Linked DNA regions of Homo sapiens: region 1 is linked to region 2. A link is a loop called in an ENCODE intact Hi-C map of the cell type or tissue named here. Cell type or tissue: endothelial cell of umbilical vein. All regions are shown on one strand. Links, peaks and the distances in the headings refer to the core of each region. The heading gives the core; the rest is flanking DNA.

Region 1 (10,481 bases), core at 3,458-8,457, 270 kb after region 2:
AAAAATTACATTTGACATCTCAGAAAGCATACAAGTAAGAAGAGAGTGGAGTGAAATATTTAAATTGTTGAGAGAAACAAACACCAAATTAGAATTTTTCACCCTGAGAAATTATCTTTCAAAATGAAGAAGTCAAAGATTTTCTCAAACAAAAATTGAGGGAACTTATTGTTGGTAGACCTGCTTTGTAATTATGTTAAAATAAGTTCTTTAGAGAAAATAAAGGTCATGTAGGTCAAAGACTTAGATCTACACAAAGAAAATAACAACAGAGAAGGAAGAGGTGGAGGTAAAAATAAAAACGTTTATTTTTCTTATTCTGAATTGATCTAACAGATAACACTTTGTTCAAAATAATAATAGCAATAATGTATTTGACTACACTTATGTATAGTATATTTTCTTATCTATTTTTAATGTATAAATAAAATAAGTGACAGGAACAGCAATAATACAAAGGAAAAAAAGGGAGGAATTAGGATCATTTTGTTAATGTTAGGTACCCACGGTACTTGTGAAGTGATATAGTGTTATTTGAACATGGACTTGGATTAGTTACTAAATATATAATGCAAACTTTGGGGCAATTCAATCATTAAAAAATGCTCAGTGGAAACCACAAAGGCTTAAAGAATAGAAGAGAAAAACAGGAACAAAGACCAAGTGCAATAAATAGAAAACAATAACATATATGGTAGATATTAATCCAATCATTTTTTGTTTTGTTTTGTTTTGGTTTTTGAGACAGTCTCACTCGCTCTGTCACCCAGGCTGGAGTGCAGTGGCACGATCTCGGTTCACTGCAACCTCCGCCTCCCAGGTTCACACCATCCTCCTGCCTCAGCCTCCCGAGCAGCTGGGACTACAGGTGCCCACCACCACGCCCCACTAATTTTTTTTGTATTTTTAGTAGAGACAGGGTTTCACCGTATTAGCCATGATGGTCTCGATCTCCTGACCTTGTGTTCCACCTGCCTTGGCCTCCCAAAGTGTTGGGATTACAGGCGTGAGCCACCGCGCCTGGCCTAATTCAATCATTTTAAAAAAGTAATTGGATTTTAAATTAAAAGACACAAAAAATCAAAGTGGATTAAAAAAAAGACCCAAATATATGTTGTCTACTAGAAACCAACTTTAAATATAAACACACATATAGATTGAAAGTAGATGGATAGAAAAAAGACATACCATGTGTATTAGTCCATCCTCATGCTGCTAATAAAGACATACCTGAGACTGGGTAATTTATAAAGGAAAGAGGTTTAAAGGACTCACTGTTCAGCACGGCAGGGGAGGCCTCAGGAAACTAATGATCATGGTGGAAGGGGAAGCAAACATGTCCTTCTTCACACAACAGCAGCAAGGAGAAGTGCAGCTTTTGTAGGAGAGCAAGCCCTTTTTGTCCTTGGATTGATTTTTAACTCCTTTTGCCATTTTTGATAGTTTCTACTCAAGGGTACATTGTTGTAAAACAGGGAATTGTTCTCATGAAATGGAGTAGGGAGCAGCTACAGAAGGATAACTTTTTTTCTTTTTTTCTTATCATGTTCCCTTATGCCATGAGTTAAGGGCCACCAAAGTGCAATGAGATGCCATATGGCAACAATTTCTTTATTGAGAAATAATTTGTCCCAGCCAACCTAGCAGTTTGCCATTCCTTTTCTCTTTCCTTTTTAAAGTGGAGAATGGGCCAGTCTGAAATATGGAATCATATCTATATCCAAAGGCATACAAAATGATAAAGCTCTGTTACCAGGATAATTTGCTTTTGAATATGTTCATAACATCAGTTTTCCTACTCAAAGACATGAGTTTTCCATTTCTCTTCTACTAGATTTTCCTGGGTGAGCGTTTCACCCTTAAAATTTGGCTAAGTTTTCTGTTCTCATAAAAGATACAAACTTAGCAAACTCCTATTGCTCAGGTTTTTTAAAAAGATATTTAAAGTTCTTTATAATTTTTATAAACTGTTATCACTGTCCCATTTCACCTCCTGGTCTGCACCATGCTTCTCATAAATGATGTGTCTTTCTGCACCATAGTTCTTTCTATATTATGACATATTTGCTAAGAAAGCATTTTGTTGTTGTTAAATGTTTCATTAGGCAGCAACTGAAATAGAGCTGCTTAAATGCAAGCTTATTTTGCACTCAGTGGGGAAACCTTTGGGGTAAATATTTCTGGCACGGGGCTTGTTTAAATCCCAGTTGTGCTATAGGAACTTGCACTGGATAGAGGCTGCCAGTCAGACTAAAAAGGCACAATTGCAGTAGGCATCATCAAGTCAACATCTTGTCATGAAAGTTAGAGATATTCATTCTTATGTGTGAAATTTTAATTAGAAAAATCTTCAGGCTGAACATCATTTATAGATCAGGAGTTCTCCCATTTTTATTACTCTTCTCAATGGAAGATGATAAAGACATGTAAATGGTGTTCTGACTGGAGCACTTATTGGAAAAGATGTAACCTTATTTTGGCTTTCCTGGTACTTAAGACTACATCATATTACATGTAAATGGCCCTTCTTCTCTAGGGTCAAAAGTCATAATAATTAGTCATCACTAATGCTTGATAAAGTGAAAGAGAAAAGAACTAAGCATCAGGAAACTTGAGTTATGGCCCTAGTTTTCCAACTTTCTGACTTCAGACAAGTGAACTTAATACGGGCTTAATACTGGTTGTGAAGATTAAATAAAAATAAATAAAACTACATCTAGGGTTTACTAAATGGAAATAAATGGACTTTTGGCTCAAGACCATGTCACAGTGGGCCTATCAGGTGAAAACTTAGCCTCCTACTATTTACCTCCTGTTTAAGAATTATTGTTAGATTAGATATACTCAGCACATTTCCAAAATGACATGAAGAAAATGGAAGAAGAGTCAAGCAGTAGACACTGCAATACTAATTCCCTGCCAAAATGTAAGAAGTACTACAACTCCAGGGAACTATAGAGACTCATTCCACTATCAAAAACTGTAAGATGAAGATGTGGCTATTTTTATTACAGGCTCATTTAGCTTACCTGTTTTACTTGGGTCTTGGAGAATAAAGGTTATGTATGTAGGCTTAGTAAATTGGTAACTCCATTGTAGATGTAGTCTCTGAGATGGTTGGGATCTGTGTTCCTGCCCAAATGTCATGCCAAATTGTAATCCCCAATATTGAAGGTGGATCCTGGTGGGAGGTGATTGAATCATGGAGATAGTTTCTAAGGGTTTAGCACCATCCCTCTAGTCTCGTGACAGTCCAGCTGTCTCGTGATAGGGTTCTCACGAGATCTGTTTGTTTAAAAGTATGTGGCACCTCCACACCACCTCCCCTTCCTTCTGCTCCAGCCATGTGAAGATGCCTGCTCCAGCTTTGCCTTCTGCCATGAGTGAAAGCTGCCTGAAGCTTCCCCAGCCATGATTCCTGTACAGCCTGTGGAATTGTGAGCCAAAACTCTTTTCTTTATAAATTACCCAGTCTCAGGCATTTATTTATAGCAACATAAGACCAGACTAACACAGTCTTTACCAGATCAAATTAACACGCCCTTCATAGTTGATTGATCTGAAAAATGCTATTCTCACCACTCCCATCCCCACCCCTCATTTCAATAACTAGTTCTGAAAGAGTTGCTTCCACCCAGCAGAGACAGCAGTACACTTTCAGGGTCAACAGGAATAGCTTCAATAGATACAACATTGCTCCAGTTTCTTAACCCTGATTTCAGGAGGGCACTAAAACTAGAGATGCCAAGGGTGATCAACGAGTCCTTGATAATGGAATTGCAGATTGAACTATACTGTAATCTAGTCTTATATTTTATGTTGTATAGCATCCAGATTAATATAATCTACCAGGTTTGGGTAGTATAGTCACTGGCACTTATCCAGATTAGTCTGTGTGAAGAACTTCTCTAGGTTTAAATATATTCGACTGGGGTGGAAGAGGAGCATTTGGGCTTCCAGAAACCTTGACATAAGTTTCAATCAGATTTTTCACCTGCAATTATTTTCTTTTTTAGGGGAACATGGACATTTATACCAACATACCAACATTTATTAAAGGACAATTGTCCTGATCCCTTTGCCATATTCTGATTGCACTAACTTTTTTCTATAGTAGGATAAGAATGTCTTACTTAGATAAGTAAACCTTATTTTACTTATGTCTGTGTCTACTCTCACCGATAGTCTGAAATGACTGTAAATCTTTTCTAATATGAAGGCTTTCCAGCTCAACATGGATGTTCCTTCATAAGAGCTCACCAGGTTACTGACACTGCTAAGTACCTAGGTTTTCAGTGGTAGTACCCAATGCTGACACCACCTCCCTCCCCACTTCCCATTTCCTGACCTATCAAACTACAGTTTCATACTCTGGAGGATTGGCAGCCAGTTGATAACATATTAATATGATGGGCACTTTCTATCGTGGACAGGAAAGCCCTTTGCTCTTACTGGAATACACACGTGGATTTAGATATGCCTTTTCTGACTACCATGCTTCTGAAAGTCCTTCCATCAGATACATCCATGCAGGTCTTAGATTTAGAAGTGAGCAATGTGAGAATGTGAGGAGATAGCCACATTTGGAAGATGTGATTTGTTATGGTTGATGTCACAGGGGACTGCCAAGATTCCCTCTTCAAGGTTAAGGCACTCATCTTGCAGTTGCCATGAGTGTTGCTGCTGATAGCAATCAGCTTAGTCTGTCTCTGAGTCTTGTTCTTGGAGGGCAGCCAAAGAAAACCTGTCTCTGTCCCCTCTCCAGACAGCTCATATCTAATGACTGGTAAATTTGGGGGGCCAACCTCTTGGTCTAAATTGGGGATAACTCTGAATGTTCAAAGCTCCCTAAGGGCTTAACTATGGCCTCTGGTACAGTTTTCTCTCTCTACCCAATGTTACTGCCTTCACTCTCTTACAGGTGTTGTTCCTGAGAGTGTTTTCTGATAAACTCCTTGCACAGAAATCTCTACCTCAGAGCCGGTTTCCCCAGTAATCTGACATAAGCATCTGGCTACTAGAGAGGTGACGTATAGTGCTTTTAGGGAGAAGCAGTGTGAGAATTTCTAGCATCTGGTCCCAGACATTGTTGGGATTGTTTTATTCATCTTTATTAGTTTTATTCTGAATGTGCACCTGAAGTTTTCTGGATCAGAGATTTATTTATTTATTTATTTATTTATTTATTTATTTATTACCTTACAATAAATAAGCATGTGATTCTCCCTTACTTTAGTCCTTACCTCTGGGGTGATATGATGAAAGCCAGGTGGAAAAATCTTGTATATGAGTAGCTAAATAGTTTCTCAGTGAGAAAAATGAATTCTCTTCTTCCATACAGGAGGAAGAGACAGCTGTTTCCCCCTTCCCTCCAGAAAGGGGGAAAAACCTTTGCCCTGCAGAGATGGAGTGCAAAGGATCCTGAGTACTCACTCTCACCTTCTGGAATGCACATACATCTTTACAGGGGCTGCATAAGCCTTGCATATCTCTCTGGTTTTTTGTAAGCTATGGATTTCTCCAAGGTCCTGGGACTCATTTTCTCTTAAAATGTAAACTACCCAGAGTTAGCTAAATCTCTCTGGACTTCTCTCACTATCTACTCCACTGTAAATTAACTTCCCAAGCCTGGCTCTTATCCCAAGATGCTGAGTTTTCAGGAAATATATTCAGAAAGCCCAGACAGTGCAGAAACAAAAATATTTCCTCTACATCCCACAGCTTCATGGTTGCTGATTAGAAGCATGAGTGTTTTTATTAGATAAGATTTTGTGATGTGTTGGACTGTATATTTTCAGACTCTAACTTTCTTAGGATCTTAGAGAGTCTATGAACTACATAATATTCTATGATAAATTACTTTTGTAGTTAAAGTAGCCAAAGTAGATTCTTTTGTGTTTGCAACTAAGATTCCAAGCAGATAAAGATAACATTTGAATAATATTCTAAAACATGCAAATAAAGCTACACATTATATATTGGAAAATACATATTCAGTAAAACTATGAAAACGTGTGGTAATAATAAACATCGAATTCAAGATTACTTGATGGTAACTTTGGAAGTTGAGGGAAGGGAAAATTTGGACTAATATAGAGTATGCAAGAGATATAGCCATGTTGGTAATGTTTTATTATAAGTGAAGGGTACAGGGATAGTCACTGTTTTTTCATTTATATCTATACATCTAACTTAAACATACACACACACACACACACACACACTTTATAATAATTTAAAAATATCTGCAGAAAATCTTTTAGTATAAAAGCTACTACAACAAAGAAGCTCCCAAATATTTTGACTTAAAGAAAAAATTAATTTATTCTTCCCTCACATAACAATCCTTAGATAAACCATATTGTTGAGAAATCTCAGATCCGCACAGTGATTCAGGGACCCAGGTCTCTTTTACCTTATTATTCTGTCTTCCCCCAGGGCATTGTCCTCATCTGTATGCTAAAAACTGGGTCACAGGTATGTGCATTCCAGTGCACAGGACAGGAGAAAAAATAATAAATACCAGTATTAAAACAAAACAAAGACAAGGAAATGGCTCACATCATCTCTATTTACATTGCAGTGGAGAGAACTCTATGTACATGGCCAGACTGGGCTGCGAAAGAGTCTGGGAAGTGTCTTCCCAGCTAGACTATGTGCCCAACGACAATATTTTGTCGTGGAAGAAAGCGAAAGTGGATTTTGATGAAAACTAGCAGTTTCTTCCAAAGGGATTTTATGAAAGCTGTATTCAAAAATGATTTAATAAGATATAAAAAATCTGCGTACAACTTTCTTCTCTGCTCACAAATCTACTAACATTATCAGTCACCTTTTAATTTCACTTCAGAGGTAAAATTCTGTATCTTAGAGTCAGAATAACTCTGGAGAAAATACCTTGTCTATCTATCTCATGGAGGGATCAAGGACTTCATGTGAGTAACAACCTACTTAAGACTTCAGAGGAAAATAACTAACTTTCATAACCCTCCTCACTCCATCTCTTGCCACTATTTATCAACACTGCATATGAGGAATGTGATGATCTTCCTCAAATTAGGAAAAGGTTACCTTGGCAGCAGTGTTTCTAAATTATTCCCTCCAACTAACTAATCCTGATTCCTGTCCACGCTTAAATTTTTAGCCCTGGTTTTCTGAAGCAGAATTTCAGCTGCTCAATTAATTAGTTTGTATATTCAGCACAAATTTTCTCTGAATATTTTTTATTTTTGAATATTATTATTTCATTTTGGAATAAAACAATTGTTAGGTAGAAAAATATGTTTTTTTAAAAAAATATTCTACTCTTTTCAGCTATAAAAGTACCAGATAAAAGGAGGTTTAAGTGACAGGCATTCCCCTCTCATTCCACTATCAGGGCTTCAGTAGGTTTGGGACTTTAGTTGGAGTCATAATTTTAGTTTTGGGTTAACACAGATCACTAGATAACATGAATTCAGGTGTTAAAAACAAACCAAAAAGAAAACTTCAGATGAATTAAATGTAACAGTGTTTAATTGAGCAAAGAACAGTTCAAGAATTGGCAGTCCTTAGAACTAGAAGAGGCTCAGAGAGCTCCACTCAGCAATGTGGGAAGGCGGCTTTTATGGATGGAGAATAGAGGTGAGGTACAGAAACAGTCTGATTGGTTACCGCTTGATTGGTGACAGCTAGGCATTTGCCTTGTTTGAACATGATCCAATCAATAGGAAACCCGTGATTGACTAAAGCTTGGCTGCTTGATTGGCTGAGACTCAGCTATTTGTTACAAAAGTAACCTCCTAAAGTAGGCTTTAGATTAGTTTACATACTAAGGTTGCAATTCCCTCTGAAAGGACTGAAACTACAGAGGCATCCTCAGGCCACATGTAGCTGAATGTAACACAGTTTTGGTTTAAAACACTCTCCATTAAGATGCCTTGCCTTGCTATAATCACTATAGTTTTTCTTTCCTATTGTATGTTGATATCCCTTCCTTTAATAGACTACATCCTTTTTCTCCTTTGCAAGATTGGATATAAACAAAAAATTGATAGATTTGGATTTTAAAAAATGATTTATTAAGTGCCTTCAAATTATTACACATGGTATATAATCCTTATTAGTGAAGGGAATAGACTGTATGTCTTCTTAGACAGACCTTGTAACTGTGTTTGATGTTTTATGTTAATGTCATGAGACTTCTTTATGGAATTATTTTAGCTACTAGTGTGAAAACAAGAAACAATGATTTCTTCTTGAAACACTTTGACATTTTGTTTTAGTAAAACCATGTGTGGCGTATAATTGTAATGTTATCCAGTAAACACAGCTCTTAACAAGCTTTCAAATCAGATTTTATGACAATTAATCCCGAATTATTTCTTTTCATTAAATTTTTCTGAAAAAACTGCCAAGATGAGTTATATATTCACAATGTGTATATGTTATCAAAAATCTTAAGTACTTATTCCTAAAATGCATGAGTGCAATTTGCACACATTTATAATTATAGAACTGATATTTTATCTAAATTATTTGCATAACAGTGAAAATTACGGCATAATAAATATTAAAAGGCTGAACTGGAATACAAGAGACAAAGATCTAGACTAGGGTTAACAAATAGCTTCAACTCAAGTATGAATTCCAAATAACAAGGCCTATCTGGAACACTTTGTTGAGAATGAGTTTCGGGCCACATCTATGTTCAGCAAGAAAAACACTGATTAGCAATTTTTGCCATGGATAGGTATGGAAAGCAGTGTGTACTGGGTAGAGGGAGGAAGTGGTGAATGTGTGGCATCCCTGTCCTAAGCCACATTGCCCACAACTAACCAGCTGTGTGATTTTTTCCAAGTCCTTTTTTCAGCTTTGTTATTTGTAAAACAACAGGGTTGGACTTTATCATATCTAAGATTGTTAGACTCTATAAATATTTTATGTAAATCTCATAACTTCTGTGGTATCTAGATAGCCAATTATTCATATTTTTCCAAAGCACAATTATTTCATTAAAAATGAAATTATTTCTCCTATTTTCAAAATTCTTTCTATAATTTTAGTCTTTTTCAGAATATACTAACAGATACATTAACAGACAACACGTAAAGTAACGGCTGCTGAACCAGAAAAATATGACAAACAAAACGGAATGCCCTTAAGACAGGATATTGGGCCAAGTTCTATCATAAATCTACACATGAGACTTTCAGTAAGACATTCTCTCCAAAATGACGGGGGAAATTTAGATCTTGATGGTTATATCTGTGTCCAACTTGAGGGATAAAAAAAGAAAGGGATTGAAATAATTCAGAGTTCTGGCCATTGTTCTTTGTTATGCTTTTGGTAGACTTTGTAAATAGTCTGAATTAGACTCCAAGAAGAAAGACCACACAGAAAACCAATCTTTCATCTCATTCCAGCTTTACAAGTCAGTTTCTCCATTTCTTTTGATAATGAATACACATTTAAGAGAAGGAAAGTGGCTATTCAAATTTCCATGGTCTCACCATTCAGCAAAGAATGCCATGCTAATTAGATTACCGTCTCTCTGTTCAGGGTAACTGCTGCCTCCTGACGCCCTGGATAGACACTGAAGTTTTGAGTATCATTTAGTGCCTAACTATGAACCAAAAATACTGCTTCTTTTAACTAGAAAGGAAACTTTCAGGTTCTCTATTAGATTGTTGGTGATTTTTGTGTATTAGTAACTGCATTGATAGATGATTCAGGATTCATGAAAAGTCATAGTAAATTATAATCCAGGTTTATCCCCCTGTATTATGTCAAAAAGTAGATTTCTAAATATTTTATCGGAGTTTTTCTTGGATCCAATATCTCTTTTAACTTGGCTTAATTACAATATTCATGTAACTTGGTCTCCAGGAACTTAAAAGGCTTACTGTGTCTGTCTTCCATCCCTATTCCTTAGTGCTGCCCTATTCTGTAGAAGAATCAAGTGGCAGCACCATAGATAATGGTGTTTTCTCACTTTTGTTTTCTTTTTTCTTATTGTGAGTTCTTTGTAGAGTCATAAAAGTGCTAGGATTACAGGCATGAGCCTCTGTGCTCAGCCAGAACTGGCATATTCCTTGAGTTAGAGAAATTTAATTAGGGGGCATAAATTTCTGCAATCATTATCTTATACCTGAATTATGGTTGAAATGATTTTATGGATAGATTCTATGTTTTTCTTTTTATTTTGTCTAAATCTGTAGAAGATTTTTTTTGAAATTCACCTACATTGCCAGTGGCAGAAATGTTACTTTCTAAATTATACCTTCAGAAATAGAAGTTCTTCAGCCTTTTTTTTCTGGAGTGACCCTAGTGATGTGACTTACTTCTACCCTATTATCTCTCTCTTTCAAGCATTAAATTCTTGGAAGCCAGGTTCTTAATGTCCCAGTTCAGGTCAGAAGACTACCTATGAATTAATTAATAATATGGTCAGGGTGTCTGGTCTCTTAGCCCAAAAATGATTTCAGAACACTCACATCTGT
Region 2 (10,481 bases), core at 1,914-6,913:
ACTATTCCAATCAATAGAAAAAGAGGGAATCCTCCCTAACTCATTTTATGAGGCCAGCATCATCCTGATACCAAAGCTGGGCAGAGACACAACAAAAAAAGAGAATTTTAGACCAATATCCCTGATGAACATCGATGCAAAAATCCTCAATAAAATATTCACAAACCGAATCCAGCAGCACGTCAAAAAGCTTATCCACCATGATCAAGTGGGCTTCATCCCTGGGATGCAAGGCTGGTTCAACATATGCAAATCAATAAACGTAATCCAGCATATAAACAGAACCAACGACAAAAACCGCATGATTCTCTCAACAGATGCAGAAAAGGCCTTTGACAAAACTCAACAACCCTTCATGCTAAAAACTCTCAATAAATTAGGTATTGATGGGACATATCTCAAAATCATAAGAGCTATCTATGACAGACCCACAGCCCATATCATACTGAATGGGCAAAAACTGGGAGCATTCCCTTTGAAAACTGGTACAAGACAGGGATGCCCTCTCTCACCACTCCTATTCAACATAGTGTTGGAAGTTCTGGCCAGGGCAATCAGGCAGGAGAAGGAAATAAAGGGTATTCAATTAGGAAAAGAGGAAGTCAAATTGTTCCTGTTTGGAGATGACATGATTGTATATCTAGAAAACCCCGTGGTCTCAGCCCCAAATCTCCTTAAGCTGATAGGCAACTTCAGCAAAGTCTCAGGATACAAAATCAATGTACAAAAATCACAAGCATTCTTATACACCCATAACAGACAAACAGAGAGTCAAATCATGAGTGAACTCCCATTCACAATTGCTTCAAAGAGTATAAAATACCTAGGAATCCAACTTACAAGGGATGTGAAGGACCTCTTCAAGGAGAACTACAAACCACTGCTCAATGAAATAAAAGAGGATACAAACAAATGCAAGAACATTCCATGCTCATGGGTAGGAAGAATCAGTATCGTGAAAATGGCCATACTGCCCAAGGTAATTTATAGATTCAATGCCATCCCCATCAAGCTACTTTGTGACTTGCTTCACAGAATTGGAAAAAACTACTTTAAAGTTCATATGGACCCAAAAAAGAGCCCACATTGCCAAGTCAATCCTAAGCCAAAAGAATAAAGCTGGAGGCATCACGCTACCTGACTTCAAACTATACTACAAGGCTACAGTAACCAAAACAGCATGGTACTGGTACCAAAACAGAGATATAGACCAATGGAAGAGAACACAGCCCTCAGAAATAATGCCACGTATCTACAACTATCTGATCTTTGACAAACCTGAGAAAAACAAGCAATGGGGAAAGGATTCCCTATTTAATAAATGGTGCTGGGAAAACTGGCTAGCCATATGTAGAAAGCTGAAACTGGATCCCTTCCTTACACCTTATGCAAAAATTAATTCAAGATGGATTAAAGACTTAAATGTTAGACCTAAATCCATAAAAACCCTAGAAGAAAACCTAGGCAATACCATTCAGGACATAGGTGTGGGCAAGGACTTCATGTCTAAAACACCAAAAGCAATGGCAACAAAAGCCAAAATTGACAAATGGGATCTAATTAAACTAAAGAGCTTCTGCACAGCAAAAGAAACTACCATCAGAGTGAACAGGCAACCTACAGAATGGAAGAAAATTTTTGCAACCTACTCATCTGACAAAGGGCTAATATCCAGAATCTACAATGAACTCTAACAAATTTACAAGAAAAAAACAAACAACCCCATCAAAAAGTGGGCAAAGGATATGAACAGACACTTCTCAAAAGAAGACATTTATGCAGCCAACAGACACATGAAAAAATGCTCATCATCACTGGCCATCAGAGAAATGCAAATCAAAACCACAATGAGATACCATGTCACACCAGTTAGAATGGCGATCATTAAAAAGTCAGGAAACAACAGGTGCTGGAGAGGATGTGGAGAAATTGGAACACTTTTACACTGTTGGTGGGACTGTAAACTAGTGCAACCATTGTGGAAGTCAGTGTGGTGATTCCTCAGGGATCTAGAACTAGAAATACCATTTGACCCAGCCATCCCATTACTGGGTATATACCCAAAGGATTATAAATCGTGCTGCTATAAAGACACATGCAGACATATGTTTATTGTGGCACTATTCACAATAGCAAAGACTTGGAACCAACCCAAATGTCCATCAATGATAGACTGGATTAAGAAAATGTGGCACATATACACCATGGAATACTATGCAGCCATAAAAAATGATGAGTTCATGTCCTTTGCAGGGACATGGATGAAGCTGGAAACCATCATTCTCAGCAAACTATCACAAGGACAAAAAACCAAACACCGCATGTTCTCACTCATAGGTGGGAATTGAACAATGAGAACACATGGATGCAGGAAGGGGAGCATGGGACACAGGAAGGGGAACATCACACACCGGGGCCTGTTGTGGGATTGGGGGGGGGAGAAATAGCATTTGGAGATATACCTAATGTTAAATGACGAGTTACTGGGTGCAGCACACCAGCATGGCACATGTATACATATGTAACCAACCTGCACGTTGTGCACATGTACCCTAAAACTTAAAGTATAATGGAAAAAAAAAGAAAAAAGTTAAAATTAAAATAGCCACATGTGGTTAGTGGCTATTGTGTTGGACAGTACATATCTAAAGGGTGAAGTGGTAATCTCTGTCATATTTCCAGTTCTTCCCTTTGAGAAAACTGTTTCTGATGTCTGTAGTTAGAAGTAATCTTGTTCCTATCTTTATGTTTCTTGTTCCTGCTCTAAAAAACTATCACAAACTTAGTGGCTTAAAAGAACAGAAATTTATCATCTTCTGTAGGTCAGAGTCTGAAATAGGTCATATGGGCTAAGACCAAGGTATTGGTAGAAATGTATTCATGTCTGGAGGCTCCAGAGGAATCCATTTCCTTGCCTTTTCAGCTTCTAGAGAATGCCTGCATTCCTTGGCTTGTGGTGTCTTCTTCCATCTTCAATGCCAGCAGCATAGCATCTTCAAATTTCTTTCTAACTCAGACATTGTGCCTCCTTAAAATGATCTTTTTGATTCCATTGGGCCCACTTGGATAATCCAGGGTAATCTCATTTCAAGATCCTTAATTTAGACACATCTTTAGAGTCTCTTTTGCCATGTAAGGCAACATATTCGCAGGTTCCAGAGATTAGGATGTGGACATCTTTGGGAAACCATTATTCTGCTTACCAAACCATTGTAGCTATTCTGCCTTGCCTTATAATTTCCCATGTGCTTTTCTATCCACCTCCTTGAGAGTAACAATTGGGTCTGAATGATTTTTAATTCCTAGGTTAAAACTGTGGCTTTCATACCACAGATGCTCAAAATATGTTTGTCGGAATGAAATAAGATAAATAGAAAGACTATTTGATAGGTTTAGATTGGGTAAATAAAGCCCCTTAAGGTGGGTCCTGGTGTAGGAAATTGATTTTGATCATTTTCATGAAGTCTTCACCAGTCAATCAACCAAGCAATCAATAAAATAGATTTTAGAGCAGTATTTATCAATCACCAATTGAATAGAGACTGAATAATTGTACCCTCTTCTATTTATTTTGGCTAATTATGTGTCTTGGGCTAATGAAAGCAATGGAAGCCAAAGCCTGTTTGTATGGTTCTTTGGAAATTAAGTCAAGAACAAATAATGGTAGATTGACAGTTAATGGATTATGTCTCAAGAAAACATTTCACAAGGCCACTATGACATCTTAAGATTAAAACATTATTTGATGAAAGAAGTTAATGTATGAAAAAATATATTAAACATTTATATCCAATGAATGAGCAATTTACCCAGTTTTTTAGAAGACATTCCAGGACAAAAAATGTCTAATTTAAATTTTTAAAATAAAGTAAGCATTTAATAAAAGGTTATTTTTCAAAATGTAAACATACAAAAGCAAAGAGGATTATATAACAAACTCAGGTACCTGTTACTCAGCTTGAACAAGCAACTATCATCCCATGACTGCCTTGTTTTAATCTAATTCCACTCTCCACTCCTTATCCCCACTTCCAGCCTCTACTCTGATTATTTCAAAGCAAATCCCATAAAAATATCATTTTATCTGTACATTTAATCATTATACACACATTTAGAAGGATCTGTTAATGAATTTCCTCATATTCATGTTGGCTTCCGGCACATTTTGGCTACTCCATAATCTTTCTGGTATTTATTGTCTTTTCTTTACCTTATGTGGAATTTTGTACTGAAGGAAAAACATAACAACTAAATATAGAAAACACTAAGCTGGCTAGCCTTGTTTAATTTTCCTATTACTTCAATTCATATTTTAGAAAACAGCTTACAAAGTGGAACTATATGAGATTGCAAGTAGAGTTAAAACAATATTTATATTTTTATTTATCGGGAGAAAGGGGAGCTCTTAACCGCAGGGGAAATATGAATAAAAATATCCAAGTTCTACTCCCTTTTATTTTAGGAACATATTAAATAATGTTGAGGTAAGACATATCATTCAGTTGTAGAAGGAACATAGAGACCTTCTGGGATTAGGGAATATTCTGAGGGAGAATTTCTCAGAATAATAATTAGGGGAAACCAGAATTTTAACTGAGAAATAAGATATTGATGAAGATGGAAGTCTGATCAGAAAATATGAGGCCATAAAAATGTGATTTCACATGAAATATTTCTTATGGGAATGAAAATGTCTTTTTTTCATATGAGTCTGTATACAGTGATTATAAATGACTTTTCTCAATATATTAAATATATTAACAAAAGTGCACATTATTAAGGTGGTTGGGCTGGAGAATTACCTTATTGTAAAATTACATAATGTTATCAAATAGTTGTTTCTGTCTTTCTGCCACTTTTAACTACCAAGAACCACAGCTAATTTGTCCATGCAATGGACCTGAATCACAATGCTTTGTTCTTAAAGATATGACTTGAAATATTTGAGGGAACAAGTAAAATCAATTTTTCAAATCCAATTTGGCATTTGAAAATACATTAAGCTGAAACTCTCTGTTATGCCACTTTTCCCCAAAGCAGAAAGGTTCTATGTAGCCATTCCATTCACAGAGTCCTAAGAATTTTTAGCTGGATAGAATATATGAAGTGATCTAATTTAGCTCCGTGTTTGAACCCTGATGTCTCTGGATTAAATGTATTGCTAAAGGCCACACATCTAAAAAGCAACAGTTTGGAGACAAGAAGCTGACTTTCCTGCCTCCCAGGTTTGTGTCCCTGCTCTCTCTCATTACAAAAGATGAGGTTTTTGTTGCAAGTGACACATGAAGAAAATTATTTGATTCTGTTTACTGTGATTGTGTAGAAATTTGTACTTTGATACTATGACTTTGAATATAAGTTGTTTCAAGGAGTTATATGACTTTTAAGGTCCCCTTAAGCTCTAAGAGGATGATGATGTATTTGTAATAGCAGGTAGTAACTTGCATTTCTTAAATTGAATAAGAAACTTCAAAAAGATTAAATAGAGAGAAAGGAAATTGGAACTCTGCGTCTGGTCTCTGTTGCTGTTGCTGTTGATGGGGCTGGCAGTATGTTTATAGCTGTGCTGAGCAAGAATACTTGCAGCAATCTTCCCATAAGTCACCTGTTTCTCTGAAGACTCCTTCCAACTCCTCACCTTAATTAGAACTGGCTCTATCCTGAATATACCATCCCTTGCCACCAACTCTTTAGACCTTGGGGCTGAGAGTGGGGTGGTGTCCTTTTCACTCCTTATTACTATTTTTAGATCATTTCTCCTTCATCCTCAGACCACATGTCTGGCTCCCAGTTGCACATTATAGGTTACAGAGACAACAAACTCAACTGCTTCTGATTCCCATCCTCAACCATCCCACTGTCAAATCTACTCCCTGCTCTTACTGTTTCAGTGAAAGGCACCCCAAGTTTGCAACTGCCTGAGACAGACATCTGAGAATGATACACGACACCACCCTGACTTAACTGCATTCCATTTAACTCAAATTCTATTGATTTTAATAGTTAAATATATCTAAAATTGTTTTTTGTTCTGCAAACCTGTTGGCTCACATTAATTCTAGTCAACATCACCTCTCCTGAACTGTGGCCACATCTTCCGGAGTATTCCCTTCACCATTGGACTTGGCGCCTTCCAATCTGTTCACTTGCTTGGTGACAACCATGTGTGCAAGGTTTTTTTTTTTTTTAATTTAGCATCCGTATTACTATATTACTTTCATAAAAGAAATTGAACTCCAGGAAAACCAAAAAGCTTGCTCACACTGACACAACTCTTAAGTGTTAGAGCCAGATATTCTGGTTCCACACCAGGATTTTGTCATCTTCCAGATGCCCCTTCTAAGGTCTAGAGAAATGTGCACCCCAAAAGAATGAACAGTGCAGAATTGAGGCCCCAACCAAAGGATAAAAATGATAGACGGCTACCAGCTTTTAAACCCTAACTGTAACATAATGTTCAGTGGCTTGAAGGCAAAATTCTGAGTCATAATAATGGCATTTAGATGCCATCAGTCCAGAGTGTTGTGACCTTTTGAGAACCATAACTTCATTGTGTATAACTTGTTTCTACTTTCCAATATCTCATTTTATTATCATTGTAAAACATGCTTGTTTTTTAGGGATTTTACTTTTCACATTGCCATCAATAAAAAACCAAGTGATTCTTTGATCAGAGTTAGAACAGCCAGTTGCTCATGAAGCCAAATAAGTTACAGTCAGTAAAAGAGTATAGTAAATATTCTTAACTATTTTTAAGTACCCTTTACACACTTGGAATTGTTTCACAATATGCCAGAACATTAAGCAAAGTAAAAATGAGTATGTTGGCCCATATAAAGGGACCTGTCTGTCTTTGTAAGTCCAGAGGACTACTGATTAAATTTTAAGGTAGTGACAAGTAACCTCAAGTTTCACCTGATTTAAGCAGAAGAGAATAAAAAAAACAATGAAGTAATTTGAAGGGAATTCTGAGATTTGCAGGTTTTTTTGGGGAGGAATTTACTGAGATGACTTCAAAGGACAGGGAATATAGAAACCAGTTTTCACTTGTCCAGGCTTTTATTCATGCTGAGTAACTCATGCGCATGGCAACTTAATCTGTGTTGAGTCTTTCTTCTATTGAAATATGTTGTCATTTTGGCCTGCATTTAATTCCCCTCCTTTAAAAATTAAAAAATGTTTGGGCTCAGTATTGTATCTCTATGGGAGATTGGCAATTTAATAAAGCAGAAGACTATTATGATAAAGCTACAACAAAAGTTCTGCTGACTAAAATTTAAATAAGTGGGTAAAGAGTTGAAGGGCCTTCAGACAGCTCATGGATGGTAATAGCCTAGGTTGAGCCTAATTTGGGTTGCTAGTCATGTCAATGATGAAGAATATGAGGTTAGAAAATCATATTGGAAACCCATCTTTGATAAAATGTGGCATATTTCCATTCCTGTAATCCATTTCATATATTTAGTGCCTAGAGTACATGATTTCTCAAGTGTTTTATGGACACTTGTGGGTATTTTTCTAGAAACAAAATGTAAAATGTTGGTGGTTAGTATTATAGGAATTTTACATGAACCCCTCCAATCTCACCATCCCTGAATTTGTATATTTCTTCTGACATGTTGGTTCACTATAATTCAAGACACAGCCTAAATATTGTCATAGGAGGAAACCTGGGATAACATACAGTGTATATGTTAACAACCCAGAGTGAATGAAACAAATTACGAAATTGCCTTTGGATGTTTATTATAGGTGGTACCTGTCTGTGTATCAAGAGAAAATGAGAGGGAACGTAATACTTTAAACGTATCATTATAGATATGAGGTAATTGGAGATACAGCTAAGTATCATGGACCAAATTTTAAAGTCATTAGTAGATACAATAGTTTAAAGAAGTGATTGTGACCAGGAAGATTGGAGAATTGTTTTGCTTAAATATAGTTTTCACTGAAGACTGGAAAATGCCCTTGCTGTTTAACTATACCCATTGCAAGTTAATTGGATTGCCCATTTCTTATCTTCATTTAAAAATATGATATATATTGGATATGTTGTTACTTAAAAATTTTATGTTAGACAAGAAAAGAGTACCTACCATGTTTTAAGACAGATTTTGATTACTTTAATGCTGAAATATACTAATATTTACATTAAAATCAACCAATATCTCAATAAACTAGGAATGGAGGGAATTTCCTCAACTTGATAAAGAACATCTGTAAAAAACTTATAGCTAACATCATACTTAATGATGAGAAACTAGATGCTTTCTCACTAAGATCAGGAATAAGGCAAGGATGTCTCCTCTCACTACCCCTATTCAATATCATACTGTAAGTCCTAGATAATGTAAAAAGACATGAAAAGTAAATCAAAGGTATACCAACTGGAAGGGAAGAAATAAAATTGTTTTCAGATGACATGATTGTCTATGTGGAAAATCCCAAGGAATCAACAAAAAAATCCTAATACTAATAAGCAACCTTACTCATAGCAAAGTTGCAGGATATAAGGTTAATAAAAAGTCAATTTTTTCCCTATATACCAGGAATGAATAATTGAAATTTAAAGTTAAAAATATAATACTATTCAGATTAGCTCCAAAAAGAAATAAACAGGTATAAATTTTACAGAATATGTCCAAAATCTATGTGAGGAAAAGTACAAAACTCTGATGAAAGAAATCAAAGAAAATCTAAATAAATGAAAAGATACTCCATATACAATGAAAGGAAGACTCAATATTAAGATGTCATTTCCTCCTAACTTCATCTATGGATTCAATGGAATCCTAATAAAATCTCAACAAGTTACTTTGTGGATGTTGACAAACTGATTCTAAAGTTTATTTGAAAAGTCAAAAGACCCAGAATAAAAACATATTGAAGGAGAAAAGCAAAGTCAGCAGGTCGACATAGCTGGACTTCAAAACTTACTATGAAGCTACAGTATTCAAAACAGTGTGGTACTGGTGAAAGAACAGGCAAATAGACCAATGGAATGGAACAGGGAGCCCAGAAATAGACTCACATGAATGTAGTCAACTGATCTTTGACGAAGGACAAAGGCAATTCAATAGAAAAAAACCCAATCTTTTCAACAAATGCTACTGGAATAATTGAATACCCATGAGTAAAAAAAATAAAATAAAATGAAAAAGATTCCAAACACAGACCTTGCACCCTTCACAAAAATTAACTCAAAATGGATCATAGACGTACATGCAAAATGCAAAACTGTAGAACAGCTGGAAGATAACACAGGAGAAACTCTTAAGTGACTTTGACTTTTTTATATACAATACCAAAAACACTATTCATGAAAGAAAAATTGAGAAGTTGGACTTTATTAAAATTAAAAACTTCTGCTTTGTGAAAGACACTTTTAAGAGAAGGAAGAAACAGCCACTGACTGGGAAAAAAATTTCTGCCACCATATCTGATAAAGGGCTAGTATCCAAAATATACAAAGAACTCCTTTTAAAACTCAAAAATACAAAAGCAAATGACCCAACTAAAATATGAGCAAAAGATCTGAACAGACGCCTCACCAAAAAATAAACATACAGGAGATACTCAACATCATTTGTCATTTAGAGAACTGTACATTAAAACAATGAGATACCACTATACACATTATACATTTGTCAAAGCCCATAGAATGTGTAACACAAACAGTGACCCCTAATGTAAATTATGGGCTATCGTTAGTATTGCCGTATCAGTAGTGCATCAGTTGTAACAAATATACCACACTAATGCAAGATGTTAAAAATAGGTGAAAATATATGTGTGTATATGGGCAAAGGGAATAGACAGGAATTCTCAATATTCTGATCAGTTTTCTATAAACCTAAAGCCTAACATTATAAACAAAAAATATGTGAAATTGCTTTTCACTTGAATATACATTGTAGAAATATGCAATGTATTTTATATGCACCGTAGAACATTATGCATTATTTCTTGACCCTTTGAAAGTTTTTAATCTATGGAATGTATTGATTGATTTTCAGTTTTGACTGAAAATGGCAAAGTTAAGCCCTCACACAATGCAATAAATTCACAAAGGCAGTAGAGATTTGCTACTTAATTCAATCTTGCCTTTTTGTTTGATTCAGAGTCAAAATATAATTGTAAGTGATAGTCCCATTTAGTATAGTAAAGATAGGAGTTTAGTGTGATTATGACTGGTAGAGTAACATAACAATTTGAGTTCAGTTCTGGTTCAACTAAATTGCCATTTCAAATCAATTTTGTGGTTTTATTTTAATTACGTTTGACTCACCACATGCAGTTTTCACCATATGCACTTTGCAATAAACCAGGATAAATTCCAAAAGGCGCTAGCGCATCTCAGCTGTTACAGTTCAAGTTCAGTTGCAACTTAATACAATAGAAACCTTTCTTCCTTTCATAAAAGTTTCTCATGGCTGAATGCATTTTGCATAATTAGCCAACTGTTTGGAAATTTTCATGGG

Evidence for each region. Hi-C counts contacts between places; a loop is a spot of excess contacts. Peaks named below come from ENCODE experiments on the same cell type or tissue, not always from the same donor. Only the 100,000 strongest peaks of a DNase experiment are listed, where the experiment ranks them.
Region 1: it touches region 2 in a loop (7-fold over the local background); 9 of 110 quality-filtered maps call a loop at or near these places.

Annotation. Positions count from the first base shown.
Region 1 is chr6:56,021,178-56,031,658 of GRCh38, reverse strand. No RefSeq gene overlaps it. Among named protein-coding and RNA genes, the nearest start is that of BMP5, 150 kb to the right of the region's middle. In endothelial cell of umbilical vein, for the core only: no CTCF peak of the experiment used is centred there; DNase peaks (open chromatin) are centred at 4,708, 5,668 and 6,608; H3K27ac peaks cover 3,404 bases.
Region 2 is chr6:56,293,813-56,304,293 of GRCh38, reverse strand. It overlaps a transcript of COL21A1 not described here. Among named protein-coding and RNA genes, the nearest start is that of COL21A1, 51 kb to the right of the region's middle. In endothelial cell of umbilical vein, for the core only: no CTCF peak of the experiment used is centred there; a DNase peak (open chromatin) is centred at 4,183; H3K27ac peaks cover 609 bases.